2 separate regions of the Homo sapiens genome follow, and region 2 is linked to region 1. The links are chromatin loops, found by intact Hi-C in ENCODE. Cell type or tissue: IMR-90. All regions are shown on one strand. Links, peaks and the distances in the headings refer to the core of each region. The heading gives the core; the rest is flanking DNA. Region 1 overlaps SPAG17 (sperm associated antigen 17). Region 2 overlaps WDR3 (WD repeat domain 3).

Region 1 (2,922 bases), core at 288-2,787:
AATCAGAAATGATAGCAGCCTAGTTTTGATGTCTAGTCTGGACAGGCATTCTGACTTGGATGTGGGATAGCACAAGATTACAAACCCAGAGTTAAGTTAGAAAGCCATTCCTCTCCAATATGTGCTGAGACTCTTGGTTGCATATTCTTCACTCAGGGGGTCCATTTCACATCTGGCTCTACCACATTCTTCCAGTGGAGCATTTGGGCAATAAGCCTCCCACACTCGCTCACATACACTCTTCTGAATGGTTCCAGAAGAAAAGAGAAGGTGGGTGGAGTGCCATGGAGACTGAACCTGAGGTGCACCAGACATTCATTAATGCCAGTCGCTGAAGCAAAACTAATAAAGACCATAAAACAAATTCAGGCTCCTTGTCAGCATCAGCCAAGGACAGGTTGCACATCTGGAGAAGAGGGGAATATTTCCCATCTCAGTCCCTTCACATTTAGGACCTGCTCAAGCACTCTGCTACCTAGTACCTCTCATCCCAAGACAATTGAAAAGTCACTGGCAACCCCTGCAGAGCTGCATGGTAGTTGCGAGTGGTGGCCATGGAATAGGCCCAGAAAGTCTCTTGGGACTTCTGGACCTTTGAGACATGTGGACAGTGTGCTCATGAATCTATTTCTGTTTAGAATCTTGCATGGTTGTACCAACTAGTGAGAGGTGAAGCTGCCTAGGCTTCTGGGTCGGGTGGGGACTTGGAGAACTTTTCTGTCTAGCTAGAGGATTGTAAATGCACCAATCAGTGCTCTGTGTCTAGCTAGAGGATTGTAAATGCATCAATCAGCATTCTGTAAAAATGGGCCAATCAGCACTCTGTAAAATGGACCAATCAGCAGTCTGTAAAATGGACCAATCAGCGCTCTGTAAAGTGGACCAATCAGCAGGATGTGGGCAGGGCCAAATAAGGGAATAAAAGCTGGCCACCTGAGCTAGCACCTTGCAGCAGGTTCGTGTACCCTTGCCGAGTGTGGAGGATTTGTTTTTTCGCTCTTTGTGACAACTCTTGCTGTTGCTCAGTGTTTGGATCTGCACCAACTTTAAGAGCTGTAACACCACGAAGTCAGTGGCTTCATTCTTTGAAGTCAGTGAGACGAGGAACCCACTGGAAGGAATCAACTCCAGACACACTAGGACACTTGATAGTGGTAAACTCCTGAGGAGCGAAAGTCTTGCAACATCCCATTTCTCAAAGGAAACTCTGCACTGTGGGAGAAGAGATAAAAGATAATCTAACAAATTCCTTTTGTTACATGGTAACTTTTTAGAAACCTCCATTTTGGAGATAAGGAACTCACGATATAACAGCCATGCATTTAAACACCTGTATTTACTTCTACTTGTAGGGTACTCTCGTTAGCTTTAAATCAAAGCCTAGTTATTCTTATTTTAAACACAATTTTAATCAATTAGGCTTTCTGGTTTCCTAGCCTGTGGTTGATTAGAAGCAGCAAACTAAAGTGAGACTTCTGTATAGTATACTTCATCCATGAGTAGTAAAATAGTGTCAGAGCCACATTGCATATTTCCAATAATGACTCCAAATGTCTGGGCTAGCAAAGACCACATTCCTAAGTGATTTGCTCAAGTTTTCATTTGGATGGCATGGTGTTGTGTACACACAGCCTCATTATGAGATTGTGTAATTTCCCCTGAAACCTTAGAATTTCATCTAGCCATGGCATTGTATATATGAAAGTCTTTATTTATAAACCATAGTTCTTTGAAAAGCTGCTTAGATTTGTGCTAATGTAATTCTGTAGAGACGTAGCTGCAGCTCATTTGTTCATTCACATTCTCTTTTTGGAAAGCATGTTTTGCTCTACTAGGAACTGTTTCAAGAACTCATGTGGGAATGAGAACAGAATATTATTATTTGTGTATATTCTCAGGAATGTTGGCTACTGCTTTATCATCTCATTATTATTTAATAATGAGGATGAAGATGAACCCATGCACTGGCATATAAGCACCATTTCCCACATGTGAATCCTACTTGAGGATATGGACACATTTGAAAATATACGCTTATTGCCTGCATTATATAGTAGCCGGTTTTACCGAATATTAACAAACATACTCGTTAAAGCACTAGTGCCAGGCACTATCAGACGATGAAGAGAGAGGAAGGAATATTAATATTATAAAGACTCTAACCTCAAGAAGCAAAGACTCTAACCTCAGGAAGCTTAAGAACAAGCTAGAGAGAAAAAAGGACAAAATGTATATGGACATAAGCCTGGCGCGTGGTAGGCATTCAATAATAGTTGCTGCGTAAGTGAATAACACAATGCAGAAAATAGTGAAGTTCTTGAGAGACAGGTAAAGTGTATAAGAATTCAAAGGAAGATGAGATTATCATTAGCTGGGGTAGTTGGCAGGGAGGGGTGAGACCCAGAGACATTTTTGTGGAAACATTGCCATTTGAAAGGAAAGGTCCTGATAGTTTTGATCTTTTACATATATTACATCAGTTAGCCCACATCACAATTCTAAAAGGAAAGATAAAATCTCCATTGTGTGCACGGGGAAATGGAGGCATAGAGAAGGTAGGAAGTCTGCTCACTAGCAAAATGAAGAATTTGGATTTAACCAAAGGTAAACCTATAGCACCAAGTTTTTCTACTTTATCACCAACCAAGTAATCTTTCACTGGTCTACCCCTTGGATAGGTAGATCTTGACTTTCAAATGTGGAAGAGGGCATTCTAAGAAAAGGGAATAGCTCAAGCAAGGCCATAGGAATGAGAGAAGACCGAATTAATGTGTACTACATTTGTAGTTATATGGTATAATATATGCTAAATAGGAAAGATGAATTCCGTACATATTTTGATGGCAACTTTAAAATCCTAAAGATGGAAATCTATGAGGAAACATTTCAAACACTGGAAAAAGTACATGGTTTAGATTCATG
Region 2 (2,922 bases), core at 311-2,810, 180 kb after region 1:
CAACCTGTTCTGACTTTATTTGATACATCCTCCAAAATGGCATGTTTAGTAAAAAAAAATGCATATTAATAGCATATTCTCACTTTAAATTATAATTTCAGAAATATAGGATGATGTAAACGTAAGTTCATCTTAAATAAAGTCACATTTGTCTTTATCAGTGCATCATCTGACTGCTTTAACACCCCTTTTACTTCATACTTCACTCAGCAAATTTTGAGTTCCTCCCATATGCCATTTAAAGTGGTCAGGGCGCAGAGGATGTTAAAAATGAGTAAGACACGTAAGCAGCTTACAGAGCCAGGCACATAGTGGGTACTCAAGAGAGGTGTGATTGAATGACAGAATGAAGTGAGTTAGTCTGGCAGATGTATGACCCATTCATCACAGATGCGAAGAGTGCATAGGCCTGTGAGAACAGTGCACAAAAGTATCCAGTCCTGTTAACAAGCACCCAATGCTCCCTGAGTCTGAAGCTCTTAAAGCAGCCCCAGTTATAGGCTCACACAGAAGGGTTGGTTTGGTGTAGCACCAAGTCAGTTGGCTTCTTGTCACGACTATGCCATCAAGCAGTTCAGTTAATGCTCTGAGCCTTGTTTTCCTCATCTGTAAAGTTCAGACCAGATTATTTCTTAGCCCCTTCTAGCTGTAATATGCTCTATAGAAAACAGTATTATACAGGCTGAAACTCCAAACAGAAACATTTTGGGATTATATCCACTAATTCATGAGTACTCTCCTGAAGTAATTCATCACTGTACTGTGTCAAGATTTCAGAACCTTCACAACATAAAGCAAAAGACAAAAATCAAAACAAGCCCTTCTTCCACTGTTCTGGGAAGTTAGCAAATCTCATTTTAATTTAAAGTAGGGATTATGCCAAAAGCCAAAATGGCTGTTGGATCAACTTTTATAGGTACTAAAAACCCAGCACGTAGTCTTTGAAGCTCACTCTATACCATAAGGTTTTTTTAGTTTATTTTTTTAAGTTTTTGATAGTAGGTTTTGGCTCTGGCAAAAAAAATATAATCTGTAGACTTCCCCATATGTAAATCTAACCACCGTTCAGCTTGGTTAGTTGCCAACACTAAATGAATCTGCTCAAAGCCTGGGCAAACCTGTATGATGGCAGTATTCCAGCTCTCTTCATGCTGAATTTCATCATTACCCAGCCCTGCTCCAACTGCTGGACTTGGAGGAGAAGGGTCTGCTGCTGGATATCCTCCAGTATGCATATGCTCACAAGTACATTGTTGAAAAAACTGTGAAACATTTTCCAATTCTACTATTTATAAAACTATATTGAAGAAAACATTCCATTTGTATCTAATTGCTTTTCATGTGGTAGTTTCAGATTTATTTTTTTCTAGATAACTGTTCCCAAGTCTGCTTTTTAACCCACCTCCTGGAGAGGCAACTTAGAAACATAAATAGCTCTCTCTTTGCTGGCTAGTGTTCTTTTCAAAGAACAAGGCAAGACGCCCATGCCTTGCTGTGTTCCTTCTTCCTTCTGTATCAGGTTTCTTCTTTGTTGGTGCAATCCTCTTCCACGGGTTTTCAAACTAAGCAGTTGGGCATTTAAACTAATTTTATCTCCCTCTACTGGTTTCATTATTTTATGCATCCTGCATTAGGAATACCCTAAAGTCACATTTGTCCAACCCATGGCCCAGGACGGCTTTGAATGCAGCCCAACACAAATTCCTAAACTTTCTTAAAACATGATGAGATTTTTTTGCGATTTTTTTTTAAACTCATCACCTGTCGTTATTGTTAGTATATTTTGTGTGTGGCCCAAGACAATACTTCTTCTTCTAATGTGGCCCAGGGAAGCCAAAATATTGGACACCCCTGCAAGGAACAGGGTAGGAAAGTTATGGTAGTCACCAAGTCTGTTAGATGAATTTTTTTTTTTTTTTTTTTTTTTGAGATGGAGTTTTGCCCTGTCACCAGACTGGAGTGCAGTGGCGCGATCTCGGCTCACTGAAACCTCTGCCTCCTGGGTTCAAGCAATTCTCCTGCGTTCAAGCAATTCTCCTGCCTCAGCCTCCTGATTTATATTTATATTAGATTAAATTTATCTTTGTCTGCAGTAGCCGCTATTGCAGATTTCACTACTGAAAGTCACTACCGACATTCAAAAACTAGCACAATTAGGAGTATTGCAAAATTTTGCCTTCAGTTCCACTTCCAATAACCTGGCATTTAGCTTCCTTATGCTTTTTCCTAAATAGCACCTGGTTTGCCCCTTCAACAATTTACCCTGGCTCCCCTTTACTTAATGGAATTCTACCTTCATTATGAAGTAATTCCGCTAAATGCTTATAATAACTACCATTTGTTAGTGCCAAATTTATAGATGAAGAAACCAAAGGTAAGAGAGTTTAAGTAACTTGCTCAAATTCATATTATTAAAAGCAAGGTTTGAACTCAGAGTTGTCTGGTCCTAAAGCTACCTTGTGTCTTATAGGTGGCAGCTGGTATGCAGACAGAACTGAATATAGAGTTATTTGCCACAGCTGTTGGAGAGGATGGGGCCAAGGGATCAGCACACATCTCTCACAATATCGAGATTATGACAGAGCATGAGGTTCTGTTCCTACCTGTGGAAGCAAATATCCTTTAAAGTTCAACTTGAGTAATCATATATAGTGCAGAAATTACACGAGTGAGGAAAACATGGAAGTCAAAATGCATCTCTACTTTATTAATTCTATCTTCAAAATCAGAGTTAAATTTATTAAGACAAAGAGCATCTTCATTCATCTTTGAAAGCACCTAGCCAAATCTAAAAAAATACCTGACACATAGTATATGTGCAGTAACTTCAGATTGAATAAATGTAAATGTTATTGGCTATCTACGGAATATCAGACAGAATAATAAAACAGCAAGTATCTATCACAAAAAAATTATAATTTT

The links. A loop is a pair of places that touch in the nucleus more often than their neighbours do. Peaks named below come from ENCODE experiments on the same cell type or tissue, not always from the same donor. Only the 100,000 strongest peaks of a DNase experiment are listed, where the experiment ranks them.
Region 2: a loop joins it to region 1, with 3 times the contacts of the local background. A loop is called at or near these places in 1 of 110 quality-filtered maps.

Annotation. Positions count from the first base shown.
Region 1 is chr1:118,146,430-118,149,351 of GRCh38, reverse strand. The region is part of intron 3 of SPAG17 (sperm associated antigen 17); the gene reads left to right. Among named protein-coding and RNA genes, the nearest start is that of SPAG17, 37 kb to the left of the region's middle. In IMR-90, for the core only: no CTCF peak of the experiment used is centred there; a DNase peak (open chromatin) is centred at 1,631; H3K27ac peaks cover 335 bases.
Region 2 is chr1:117,966,302-117,969,223 of GRCh38, reverse strand. It overlaps WDR3 (WD repeat domain 3), which reads right to left. Exons shown (of 27, transcript NM_006784.3): 27 at 2,681-2,922. SPAG17 (sperm associated antigen 17) reads left to right here. Exons shown (of 49, transcript NM_206996.4): 47 at 2,471-2,615. Among named protein-coding and RNA genes, the nearest start is that of WDR3, 38 kb to the right of the region's middle. In IMR-90, for the core only: a CTCF peak has its summit at 1,588 (motif pointing left); a DNase peak (open chromatin) is centred at 1,533.